2 separate regions of the Homo sapiens genome follow, and region 2 is linked to region 1. A link is a contact called in ENCODE Hi-C data. All regions are on one chromosome and are shown on one strand. The core of a region is the stretch at or near the end of the contact, and the rest is flanking DNA. Distances in the headings are between cores, read along the strand shown. Region 1 holds the start of DCP2 (decapping mRNA 2). Region 2 holds the start of SLC25A46 (solute carrier family 25 member 46).

Region 1 (6,224 bases), core at 2,220-4,719:
TTAAAAAGGGCTTTAAAAAAATTCTAAGCATTTATTTGAATCAACCAACTTTTCAGTTTCTACTTTAAAAACTTGCTTTTCAATTCTTTAATAAGCTAGTTTAAACAGTACTGAAAAACTCTGTATTTGAGTTTTAATATCAAAAATCATGGTTCATCAAAAACAAGTATCACCATAAAATGCTGCAGATTCACCTTTACACATACATTTTAAATTATAAAGCATTTTTTGTTCACTAGAATATTTTAAGACCAAACTCTTCCCTTCCTCTCCTCTAATTCTACTCCACTCAGAAAGTAACCAGTGTTATCAGTTTGGCGCATATTCTTTCGGCATACGAATACATATACCCCTTCCCCACCCACACACACACTTAAAAATTTGTTTTCACAAAAGGCACCAAGGGACTAAATAAGTATTTCACTCAGTATACTGTGTACATCTTTTCAACACACAAATATTTTCCCTCAGTTTACTGTGTGCTAATTGCCTGAGGAACTTAGAATGGCTGCACAATATTCCAATAAATAGAATGTTACATACTAAAGCATCAGCCTTAGGTTATGAGCAGTCTAAAGGTTACAAAGTCACATTTTGAAAATTTAAGTCTGCTGCTCTCCACATCAAAAGGCAAGATTTAACAGAAACATGTAATTTATCAAAAAACAAAGTAACACAAAAGAAAACTTCCTATATACACTAATAATAAGCAACAGAATTGGGGCAAAAAATGAAGGGAGTAAAAACAAGCACCTAGCTTGAATTCATAAATCAAGACGTACATAAAAGAGAGCAAAGAAGTTCAGAAAAATTAACCTCAAATTAAGCTTTATTTTTACAGAAGTTTACCAAATTCTAAGTGTAAAAAAAAAGTTTTAGTCTACAATGAAAAGCTTGAATCTGTAACATTAAAAATATTTCAATTAATCAAAGCTATAAATATTAACTTGAAAATGGCATTTATTTTAAAATCTGAAGTTTTGAGAAATGTTTATTTGGTTTCATTATTACAGCCAGCCCTAATTTTTAAATATATCATATCCTTATTTATACAGCCAAAAACAGTAACTGCAAAAAGAAATTTCTTGAAAGGAAAAAAATGTTACTCCATTCAAAAATATTTGTTTAACAGCTTAAATACACTCACTGGAAAACCAACTATCTTTAACACTTGACAGGTGCTTAACATATTGTTTACAAAATACAACGTAATTATTTTGTGAATAGGTTCCATACATAAAATCGTTAACAGCTGACATCACTTATTTAAATGATGTAATCCTAGATAATATGCAAATTAACCCCAATACTAGAAGGAAGACTAGCTCTGATGTCTGTAAAATGTTTAAGATTACCACATCTTTTTCTAAATCAACTCTTAACCCTATTAACACACAGCTAATTACTGATCACCTTTCTAAATACTTATCTTCAATTTTTTTCTAACTATAAAATGCATAAAAAATATTGGAAACAAAAAATAAAGATCACAATCTCATAATCCCACTATTGGTTGATGTGCGTCTAGTCATTAACCCACATACACATATCAAATTCAGTTTCTTTTTCCTTTTTTTTTTTTTATTTGGGACAAGAAACTAAATGCCTTTTCAGTGGTTCATTTGAATCTACCATACTTCAAAAATTATAAATCTACCATCACCAAAGAAGTACAGCGCCATTTGTATTAGTTGCAAAATTAGGCTATTTACTTTTCTGTATGTACTTTTGTGAGGTTTAAAACGTTAGGCTTATTACTTCTCCTTGGTATGAGAGAAAAAGCACAGGCACTGGAAAGAAAAAGGAATAGGTGTGAAATCTTGATTTTGTGAATTAGGATGAATGTGACCTTATGTAAATTACAAAGTTCCTGAATCTGTTTGCGCAGATGAAAATGGAAATATACTAACTGCACCTACCAAACACGGCTGACTGAGGATTAAATAAAACAATACATGTAAAGGTAGTGCCTGGTGCACAGTAGAAACTCCAGGCCGGGCGCGATGGCTCACGCCTGTAATCCCAGCACTTTGGGAGGCCGAGGCGGGTGGATCACGAGGTCAGAAGTTCGAGACCAGCACGGCCAAGATGGTGAAATCCCGTCTCTACTAAAAATACAAAAATTAGCCGGGTGTGGTGGCGGGTGCCTGTAATCCCAGCTGCTAGGGAGGCTGAGGCAGAGACTCGTTTGAATCCGGAAGGCAGAGGTTGCAGTGAGCCAAGACCGCACCACTGCACACCAGCCTGGGCAAAAGAAAGAGGCTCCGTCTCAAAAAATAAAAACAAAAAAACAAACAAACAAAAAAAACCCCAAAAAACTCCACAAACACCAGTTCTTTACTTTCCATTAAAAAAAACTGCATGAAGGAGATACAACTACTAAAAGCCTGCCTTTTAAAACATAAACACAGTAACTGTGAACGAAAAGGTGTTATCACTTGTAATCACAATCCACACACACTTGGCGACAACTCCGGGTATCACTGCACTCCAAATTTTACCTTCGGAAAATAAGCATTTTTAAGTATCCTACACGTGTTTGGCTATCTGAAATCAGAGTTGACAAGGGGGAAGAATGCAGAAAATTTCTCATCTGAAGTATACACCCTGAGTTAAAACCCCGCGGTTGAGAATTTCCTTTAAAATAGGATTATTAAGGATAAAAAGAAAAGCAGCGCTACACTTTTTCCCTCTCTCCCCCAAAGACAAGTCCAGGGATGAGAAAAAAAAAGTAATTCCTTACAGGAATTTACAGAGAACGCCACGGACAAATAACACGCAGGCGTCAGAATAAGTCCGAAAATTTGCTCCTTGCGCAGGTCCGCGTACCTGGGATCCTAAGCCTTAAATTACTACCCTGGGGGTCTTCCTTCAGAATCGGGGAATGAGACACAGGGAGGAGGGGGTGCACGGCGTGGAAAAGTCACAGAGGCAGAAAAAACAATGGGAGAGGGAGGCGGCGGCGGCGGCAAAACGCTAAGACCCAGGCTCCGGCGAAGCGGCTACGCCTGCGGGAAAGCAAAATAGTTGAGTAACTTAAAAAATGAGGAAATTCCGGGTGTTCTGCGGGGAAGGACGGAGGGCCTTGAGAAACAGGGAGGCTGCGGCGGAAAGAGGGGCGGTGTCGTCGGAGAGCAGGGTCGACGATGGAAAGCGAGCAGCGGCGGGAGCGGAAAGCGAGGACATGGACGTGGGCGGGGAAGAAGACCCAGAGGCCTCTGGGGGTCCGCGAAACTGAGAAAACCCGACGGGGGCGAAAGGGGGTCGGGTAGCGCGGTACCTGCAGAGATCGTCCAGGACGCTGCCGGGAATCTCCACCCGTTTGGTCTCCATGATGAGGACCCACAGCAGGAACAGTGCATCCCGGCTCCGCGCGGCCGGGGACTGACGGTACGGCACTAGGACTCCGGCTCGCCGGAGAGCTGGCAGCCGAGGAAGCCGCGGCAGAGACGACTCCAACGGAGACGAGAAGGGGAAGGGGCGGGACCCGCTCACTTCCGTCCCGCTCCCTCAGCCTTGGACCCCAAGACTGGGCCAAGGCTCGGGGCGGAGCCCCCGGAGTCACGCCCCTGCTCGCTTGAAAGGCCCAATGGGAAGCTGAAGAATTGGGACTCTAAGCACTCTAAGCCAATGAGACGTTTGTTTATTGGTCTGCTACTTCCAATCCGTCTTCAAGCTGCTCAGTTGCTACTCAGAAAACCAACTTCCCGCCGCCTTTGAGGTGGCTACACGCATGCGCACCATGCCTCCTGCGCGCTTCTGGGAAGTTCAGAGGGGTCGGGGCTTAGGTGTAGACCCCGGACACATATCCGGGACTTTGGCATGTTGTGCAGGACCTCGCGGTGACTGAGCTCTTTCCTCTGCAGGGCCGACCCTGAGAATCCGTACAACACAAGAGTATGCTCGCGATTCCTGTCACCAAGTATCTTGCACTTATCGCAGCCCCCACCAACTCCAGGCCAAGAGCTGTGCCTCTTTCACTACAAACCCTTGGAGAGGGTATCCATTTTGGAGGTGGCTCTCCTCTGTGCTTCCTTAGGCACCTGGTTCCAAACATGAAGACAAGGACTTTATCTCAGTATCTGGCACCTAGCAAAATCTTAGAAAATACTGATTTAAGCTGAACTCTGATCTGTATTCCACCCTCTGCACAAAGCAATCCCCACCTGCTCGTCCTTATTCATTCCTCGTCTTGCTTAATGGAGACCAATCCATTTGGGATCTTTGGAGAAACTAGATCCATCTGTTCTTTTTCCTCTTACATCAGACCCACAGGCCCACACACACCTGCTCCGTCACAAGTTTAGTCTGTTCTACCATTTAATCTCCCATCTTTTGTCTAAATTTGTCACATGCCACTGTGTACTTCAGTTTTGCATCATTTCTCCATACTACAGTGAGAGCTGCCTAACCACTGACTCTGCCTCCATTCTTGGCCTGTGCAACTGCCTACATTTTGTTTTGTTTTACTCAGATAGGAACAAGTTATCTTTTCAGTTTCTGCTGTATGATCAAGCCCAAGTTCCTTTGGCATAAGAGGCCCGTCACCATCTATTTTGCTCCCGTTTTCCATCTTTTTTTTCCCCTCTTTCTTGGAGAATTCCTCAAATTTATCTTCCTGACAACTACAGAGTTTTTACTTATTTAGAGTTCTGTTTTGTTCTTCAAATGCCCCTTTCTTGTGGTGTCACATTCTTGCTTTGTATATTTTATTTTATCCTTCTGAGGATATTAATAATAGATTTTGACGTTTTCTTCTCCCTGAGTAGTCTTATTCCTCTCAGCTGCTTTTTGCTATTATCTTGATCTCATCTATCCTATTAGAAGCCTCTGTAGTCCTTGACTATTCACTCACACTTAAGAGTAAGGCCTTAACCTGGAGTCAAGTGCCTTGAAAGCTAATTGGAAGCTCTCACCTTGTAGATGGTACTTGTTTCCTGAGAGCTTCACTGTAGGATGATCTGGCTGAGCTGTTGGTTGGAAACACATGGTATCAGTATCTGTACGTAATTCTTTCTGCTGATGAAATTCCCTAAAGAGAAAATGCTTCCAGGCACAGCTTCATGTATTCTGGGAGTCCAGTACAGAAGCACAGGCTGCAGTATTCCATTTGCTTTATTCAGTACTCCCAGCACAGTCCAAGTCTTATTTTAGATTTCCTAAGAAGCAGGCACTGAGACAAGATTTTGAGTGCAGATAGCCTGTGAGGGAGGTGATCTTGGGAAACATTGGTAGGAGAGCAGGAAAGTGAGTCAAGGAGGGGAGGAAAGCCAAAAGGTTTATTATCAAGGAAATTAGCACTGTGGTTAACTGGAGCTTACTGTCACTGGAGAACTCTGGTGGCCAGTATAAAACATATACCTCAGAGTTATCCCACTCAAGGGGTGAGGGAGATGGGGATTTATATACCAACTTCCTTCATTGGTTGAAGGCAGCTCCTGGGGTCTGCACTCTAGCCTGCTACATGGGCAGCAAGATGGGCTCTGGTGGCCAGAAAAAGTCCTACGGCAAAGAAATGCAGATACTAGCAGTTGGACCTCCAGCCAGTGTAGTGGATGGATTGGTAAAGGTAAGAGTGAGCCCCTTCAGTTCTATTTTGCTGGGTGTGCATTCTACCTGTTCTGACTGAATGTCTTTTCTCTGACTGGGAGGCACCATAGTGGTTTTCTTAGTTGTCTCACTTAGAGCTCAAGTCTAGTTTTTAGAGTATTCTAAATGATGGCAGTGGAACAACAGTTCAAGGCAAAGTGGTGCTCACCCACATGGGCCAATGGTATATTAATAGAAACAAGCAGGTTACCAAGCACTTGCTGAAGCACCTGGAGGAATTCTTCTTACTAGCTTTCTAGTCTCCCAGTTTAGGGGCAGCTATACAACCCCTTTTGGGCTCTTAGAGGCCAGGAAGTCCCCAAACTCTCACATGGTGTTAAACCAATCTGCCTTATTAAGAGTTTCTGAGATGTCTGTGGTCCAAGATATTATCTTGCCCATGCCCCATCCCTCCACTGCCTCCTCACACACAGATTTCCAGGAGCTGGACTAGTGCAACCCTTATAGCAGCCCCCCAAGCCATGACTTCCAAAGAAGCCAACTGTATGGTAGAGGCACCTGACAGCAGTAACGTAAGCAGACCCAGGGGAATGACCCTGTGTGGCAGACAACCTGAATGAGTTTGCAGTTACAACCAAGATTCATTCCTTATCTATGAGGAACATCTGAGCCCT
Region 2 (7,208 bases), core at 993-3,492, 2.2 Mb after region 1:
AGCCTTTCTTCTTGACTAAACTCAAAGTCATAGTGGTGAACTATTACAACCCCAGGGGACCAGACATCAAATTCTAACTATAATACAATATTCACAAGTTACAATTCTTTCTCTCCTCTTCTCTTTCAAGTGAAGCAACTGCCCTCACTATTCCCTTTCAATCAGAACAAGGCCACCTAAGCATGTTCCTGGGAAATTACGCAGTTTACCCTAGAAAAATGTATAAGCTAAATAGAAAGCTTCTTTTACCCACCTACGGTACTTTTACCTTAGATTTTACCTTTTTTTGTTTGTTTTGAGACGGAGTCTCGCTCTGTCGCCCAGGCTGGAGTGCAGTGACGCGATCTCGGCTCACTGCAAGCTCCGCCTCCCGGGTTCACGCCATTCTCCTGCCTCAGCCTCCCGAGTAGCTGGGACTACAGGCATCCGCCACCACGCCCGGCTAATTTTTTCTATTTTTTAGTGGAGACGGGGTTTCATCGTGTTAGCCAGGATGGTCTCGATCTCCTGACCTCGTGATCCGCCCGCCTTGGCCTCCCAAAGTGCTAGGATTACAGGCGTGAGCCACCACGCCCGGCCTTACCCATTTTGTATGTATAGATCATCCCCAAATAGCAACAGAAAATGCTACTAGCATTTTCTGGAAGGTGTTAGGAAGGTTTAATCTTGTTTACTGTGTAAGTCTCTTAGGTGTCTATCTTTGTTGCAAAATTAACATTCACCCACCTGTTAAGGCTGCAAAATAAACCCCTGCTTGTGTCAAGGAACTCCTCCTCATTGTAACCACCAAAGCATAACTTTAAACCGGGAAGAGTCAAAAAGCTAATTGTATGACAATTAGCTAGGTAAGTCATCTATCTTTCTTCACATCCTCATTTACTCACTAGACATTCGTTAGTCTGTTCTTCTTAGTTAAATATTATTGTACTTCCAAGTCAAAGTCGAGGAAATAAGAATAAAGCTGATTTCTACAATAAATTTAATATTAATACCATTAATCTATTATTCTAACAATTCCAGAAGAATAGAAAGAGGTAGCCATTATTCACATTTTATGAATAAAAAAGGATGTTGAAAATATCTACATCATGCAGTGTTGCAGCTTTTCTGACATCCCATGGAGAATAATTATGTCATGATTCCGAAGTCCTATCTTGAAATTGTATCAGTGTTTCTAACTTTTATATGTAGTTTTTAGGTCAGCAGAAGGAAAGCAGAAAGGAAAATTATAGGAAGGAAACTTTCTAGACTGGGGATCTGAAAAGCAGACAAAACTCCTGTGTTCAAAAAGGAAAAGGAAGGAAACTTTTTTTTTTTAGCCTATGTGTCCCATACAGGATTCTTCTACACATCTTAAAGATGAGAAAACTGAGGGCTCACAGAGGTTAAGTTGTTCAGATTACGAGTGGCACAACCAAGTTTGAACCCAAGTATGCTTATGCTGAAAGGCTTCTCTTTTCAGAACACAAAACTACAAGTAAACACATTAATTAATTAATTAAATCAAGAAAATAGAGCTGCCAAAGTGAATCAGGGAACAGTTAATAATCCAATCTCCTTTTTAACTCAGACCATCAGTTGAGACACCAAAACCTCTAAAAATTCCTGCTATGCACCCCATAGCTAAGGCAGATGTCTTTTTTGGAGTTGATCCAGGAGAATTCGTTTGTGAGGAAGAGGAGGCCAGCCTCAGGGGCAGAGGACCAAAGGAGGGCAAAGGGTGTGGCGCGCGATAGGATGAGAAGGAATAGGAGGCGGGATCCTCTGCGCCGCTTCCGGGGTCTGCAGGCCGCAAGCCGCGGCCCCAGTAACCCCTCATCCCTGTGTCGGTCCCCATGCTTCTCACCACTGCTCTGCCCCTGCACACTGCCGCCGCCGCCACTGGAAAAGGGTTCCTCCGTGGGGCCTTCGTACGGGGTGGAGGTGGTGGGCACGCCGTAGGGCGGGCTCTTCTCGCCCCAGTGCAGGTTGCGGCTGCCGGGGATATCTGGGGGAGTCGTCACCCAGTGGCCCAGGTCCGACCCGGTGCTGAAGGACCTTGCAGGGAAGGCGCCGCCAAAGCCCTGCTCGTCCCGGGCACCACCCCGGTAGCCCAAGCCATCAAATCCGTCCGGGCGCCGCGGATGCATCGCAGCGGGGGCAGGATGACGCGAGCCCGCCCGGAGCCCACCACCACCGGGGCCACCACGACCTAAGCACACACAGCTTCCCGTCGGCCGCCGCCGCGTCAGGGGTAAATTCTGACAACCGGAAGTCACGTTGGAAACCCGGAAGTCTTCGGAGCACGTGATTATAGCCTCTTCCGGCAACCATTAAAGGGCACGGTTGCTAGGGAGACGCGGCGGTAACCTGGACCTTAAAAGTTTGTTGTCGTTAGGGAATAGGTGGGAATATGGTTGTGGGATTAATGAAACACAGTACCAAAGAGATTCCAGAAAGAGAACTGGTGTAGGAATAGGGCCTGCATGGGAGGAGTTCAAAGATGCTTCTTGGAGGGAGCCGATAACCCGCGGGTGGAGCCTACCCGGTGAGATCCCGGCCAGAAATACCCCATGTCACAGCTACGCCCCAGATCTCAGTGTTTTCTCACGGGCCTGGTGCCTCGCCTGCTCCGAGGAAGCTAGTAGAGGTTGGAGTTGTGGAGGGTTAATAACGTTCCACCTAGCTTTGTCTCCCGCACTTGGGGTTTTGGATCAAATCTATTGAGAGATATGGTACCGCCCAGTGAACGCGAAAGTACTGTGGACCACCAGAGCAAGCATTTTAAAAGTTGAAGTGCACGTCGGGGGTGAAAGAAACCCACGTACTCGAATACTGTCCTCCTGGAGTTAGAAATTACGCGTTTTCCTTTTCTAAGGCTGTAAAGAAACTATAGTTTTCTGTCGTATTTTTTTCTGATGTGTCTAAATCACTCAGGGTATTGAAATCCCAGTTATATCGTTCAAAATTGGGACCTCTAATTGAATAACTGAGAGGACTACTGTAGAGCGTCCCCTACTACCTGTTTTCATTAGCTCCACGGGCTCTTGGGCCAGGCTCCCTCCCCAGATCTGAGGAAGACTTCCATGGTTTCATCCTATGTTCCTTCAACTCGTTGGAAGCCCAGGATTCCTAGAGCTTTTCCAAGAGAACTCTGACGTGCAGTTCTCGATCTTCCAGATGCGAACCTTGATTGAGAGTGATAATCAACTTTGTTTTGATTGAACTGACATTTTTTTCTGTGGTTTTATCACTTTTTATTTTTTATGGGTGTATAGTAGGTGTATATATTTATGGGTTACATGAGATATTTTGATAGCGTACATTAAAATGTATAATTAACATTTTTAAATAACGAATTGACATTCTTAAATTTGATTGCGATGCAGCTTGGGCAAAGGTGTTGAGTCTCTTGACTGTATAAAATTTAAATGTCCATATAGTAAATTTTAAAATATATAGTAATCACAATTGAAAGGCAAATCACAAACAGAAAAATGACATTTTAACATGGTTTAAACAATGGAACAGTAGCTTTAATGTACAAAGAGTTCATACCAATGAATAAAGGCAAATCAGAAATATGAGCAAAGGACATGTAGAGGCAATTCATACAAAAAAAGGAAGTGTAAATAGATAATATCATATAAAAAGTCCTTTACTAATTGAAAAAAGGTAAATCTTAATTATCTTTCACGTATTAAGGTGTTTAAAAGGGAAAATGCACATTGTCTTTCCAGGTGAGAAGAAAGTAGCTTTCATTAATTTCTGAAGTGATATAAAACATAACTTTCTGATGGAGAGCAGTTTGGCACTATGTATCAAAAACTGTAAAAATAACCATATTTTTTGACTCCAAAATCTTAGAAAACAAATATAGGGGTTTTTTACATGTTTCTGGCATGGATAACATACATATGTTTATGGCATGCTTGCTCATAATAGGAAAAAAATAAGCAGGAATGCAAATATCAAATAATTATTATTGATTAATAATTTATTATTTAAAGTGTATATCCATACAGTTGTTTAACAAAAATATATTTATTAAGCACCTATCTCGTGTCAGATACTATTTTAAGCAATAAGGATAGAATGATAAATAAGCCAGACAAGGTGCTTGCATTGTTAGAACTGACATTCTAGTTTAGGGAGACAAAGAACAGATAAATATATCCTGTCAAATATAGTGCAATGTCAAATAATGACATGATTGTATTAAAAAAGCCTAAGTGAGCAATAAAGGAAGCTTTTTTTTTTTTTTTTTAGAATAAGGAAGTCCTCTCTGAAGAAGTGACCTTTGAGCAGAGAACTGAATGAAGTGAGGGAGTGAGCCATTTGTGAATATGTGGGAGAAGTTTTCCAGGCAGAGCTGAGCAAGAGAAACGCCCCGATAGCAAACTAGGTAGCCAGTGAGAAAGGGTGAAAGTGATAGGAAATGAGAGCTGAAAGGAGGCTAGGTGCCAGATCTTGCAAAGCCTTGTCGGTGGTGAACAAAATTTAGGTTTTTTGAGAGTAGAGGAGTAATGTGACTGTATTGATGTTTTATAGGAATCCACCTGGCTCTGTATGGGGAAGAGTAAAGGCTTCCACCTACTAAAGGCAAGCAGCTGAGGCAAAAAATAGTAATAATTTCATCTCGAGTGATAGTGTAATGGAGATGAGAAGGGTTTAGAGTGAAGATGTTTATAGATTACATTAGAGATGAGTATTAAATGACATGAAAATATTCATGTTCAATTTAAAACATGTACAGTATGAACTTACCTTTTAAAAATTCTACTAAAGATACACAATAGAAGAATGTGCTAAAATGATAGTATTATGTCTGAGCACGGGCTTGCATAGTTTCACTTTTTATTTAATTGCTCTAAAAACTTAGCTTTTTTTTGTAAGAAGAAAAATTATTTTAGAAAAAAATTAGAGCAAATTTGGTTATGGGCAGACACAGCAATAAAGATCTTTCTAGATTACTAAATCTGTTCATATCATTTAATCAGTAGTCTCTAGAGCACTATGAAAGCTCTATCATCCTGTATTTCTCCAAAATATTTCTAAAATAATTATGCTGAAATCGTCCAGAGTTTATTGCTTCAAACTAGTTTGAGAAACTCATAACACAGGAATTAAAACATGAATTTATAAAGTGGCCAATGCATTTTATGAAAACAACAGAATGTTTGTATTAGTTTCTATTGTGGCACAATGAATTACCCCCATAACAAATTGGGCAGCTTAAAACAACATTTAATATCTCATAGTTTCTGTAATTTAAAAATTTCAGAGTGGCTTCGCTGGATAGTTCTGCCTTAGGTTTCCCATGAGGTTCTAGTTAAGACTTCTACTTGGAATGCAGTCATTTTAGACATGACTGAGTTTGATTAGGGCTGGAGGATCCCCTTCTAAGATCTCTTACTCAGACAGCTATAGAAAGAATGTCTTTATTTCTTGCTGATTGCTGTTAATGAGGTTTCAATTCCTTGCCACATGAAGTTCATAGAACATCTTGAATGTCCTTATGACTTAACAGCTGGGAGACAGACAGCAAGGGGGAAACACAATGTCGTTTATGACCTAATTACACCTCATCACTTCTGCCATGTTCTATTTTTTTGGAAGAGAGTCACTAAGTCCAACCCTGCACTTAAAGGGGAAGAGGATTTGACTCTATCTTTTAAAGGGAGGATTATCAAACAATAGCATTTATATCATTAAAATGACTAAAATATTAAATCACTATATAACAATTAATGGGTGGAGGATATTATTAGGCACCAAAACTAATAATAAGGAAATTTTTAGCCCAAATATTAACAGAATAATATAGTTTTTTACTTTGTTCCTTAGTAAATAAAGGATTAATTTTCCTTGAAAATAATATGATAGAAATAGTATAACCACCCCCCAACGGGCTTAATACATATTTTCGAAAGTCCAGTCATTATTATTGTTGAGTTGAAATACAAATGAAAAGTTGCAGATTGTTTCAACAGTTTTCAAGAGTTGGCACAGAATGCTATGGTCCTACCAAACAAAAGTGCCTGTGCAGAGCAAGCAAGTCATTCATTTATGTTAACATTTTGCTCAAAAATTCTGATGCTAAATAAATTCAGCTCACAGGATAAAATAAAAATCACCTATATTTTTTATTCAAGAATTCACTCAGCAACATATATTAAGCACCTACTATGTGTAAACCACTGTATTGGGTACTGTGATGCAACTATACACTATTTTATTTATATCTTTTTTAGAGACAGGGCATCACTGTGTTGCCAAGGCTGGTCTTGAACTGGCTCAAGCAATCTGCCCACCTCGGTCTCCCAAAGTGCTGGGATTACAGGAGTGAGCCACTGCGCCCTGCCTGGTAAGTATTTTAAAAGGTGAAATTTAGTAATATTTTAAATATTTTACATGTAAAATAACTTGAAATAAGCAATTTTAAAAATATCTTTCAAACAATAGAGGTGTTTTTGTTTTCTTTTGTTTTTGTAAAATGATGTGATATAACAATCCACTATGGTGCATTTGATCCTGATTACATTGTTAGGGAAGTTAGGCAAAGCATATTTAACATCTACACACTTAATGGGACACACACAGTAAATGGAAGCAACCAAGAATATTTTAAATTGTGAATTGGGTATAAATTTTCTTAATTGCCGAGTTTATTCTTTTTCTACTTGATAGGCTATAGCATTTATGTTCAGAAGATGGTGATTCCCGAATTATTGGACTTAATTTTTCATCCCTCTACCATAGTATTATACTGTATGTCCATACCCTTGTCATAGCCTCATGATGGGCAGAGTGGACTTTCCTGCCCTTTGGGTAGTTGGTAGAGTGATATCCTTGGGCAGAAAGGTGTTAGTTAGCAGGTGTGACCCAAACAGAGGCTTTGCTCAGTTGGCTTGCCCGCTTGGGCTTCTGCCATAACCATGAGAAGCACCTCCTGAATAACCACTACCCCTTCACTCTGGGCTCCAGAAGGAGATATTTGGAGCAGACCTGAACCCAGCTGGAATTCTGGGGACAATCCCAGGTGAACCCAGCCAACATCACCAAAATCTAGCCAACCTGCACGCAGAGGAGTGAATGAGAAAAATAAATACTTGTATTTTAAACCACTAAGATTATTTTGGTGATAGGTGACTAACATGATGCTTATGCAGAATTTTAATTGAATTTTATTTTTAAAGTGTCCACTGTAGGATTAAATACTATCATCA

What was found. A loop is a pair of places that touch in the nucleus more often than their neighbours do. Pooled maps may share reads with other maps.
Region 2: a map of naive thymus-derived CD4-positive, alpha-beta T cell shows a loop between it and region 1 (8-fold over the local background). The contact joins the promoter of SLC25A46 here to the promoter of DCP2 in region 1. A Hi-C loop is called at or near these places in 1 of 168 maps with a recorded cell type or tissue (naive thymus-derived CD4-positive, alpha-beta T cell), 1 of 37 single-sample maps with no recorded cell type and 12 of 50 pooled maps.

What each region holds. Positions count from the first base shown.
Region 1 is chr5:112,974,043-112,980,266 of GRCh38, reverse strand. It overlaps DCP2 (decapping mRNA 2), which reads right to left and starts at 3,469. Exons shown (of 11, transcript NM_152624.6): 1 at 3,281-3,469. The coding sequence starts at 3,333. LOC105379126 (a long non-coding RNA gene) reads left to right here and starts at 5,482. Exons shown (of 2, transcript XR_948679.3): 1 at 5,482-5,569. RefSeq lists enhancers at 3,019-3,128, 3,239-3,288, 3,299-3,388, 3,459-3,508, 3,044-3,803 and 2 more.
Region 2 is chr5:110,734,041-110,741,248 of GRCh38, reverse strand. SLC25A46 (solute carrier family 25 member 46) reads right to left here and starts at 2,242. Exons shown (of 8, transcript NM_138773.4): 1 at 1,847-2,242. The coding sequence starts at 2,129. It also overlaps a transcript of TMEM232 not described here. RefSeq lists enhancers at 1-403, 404-905, 2,150-2,219, 2,230-2,359, 2,610-2,659.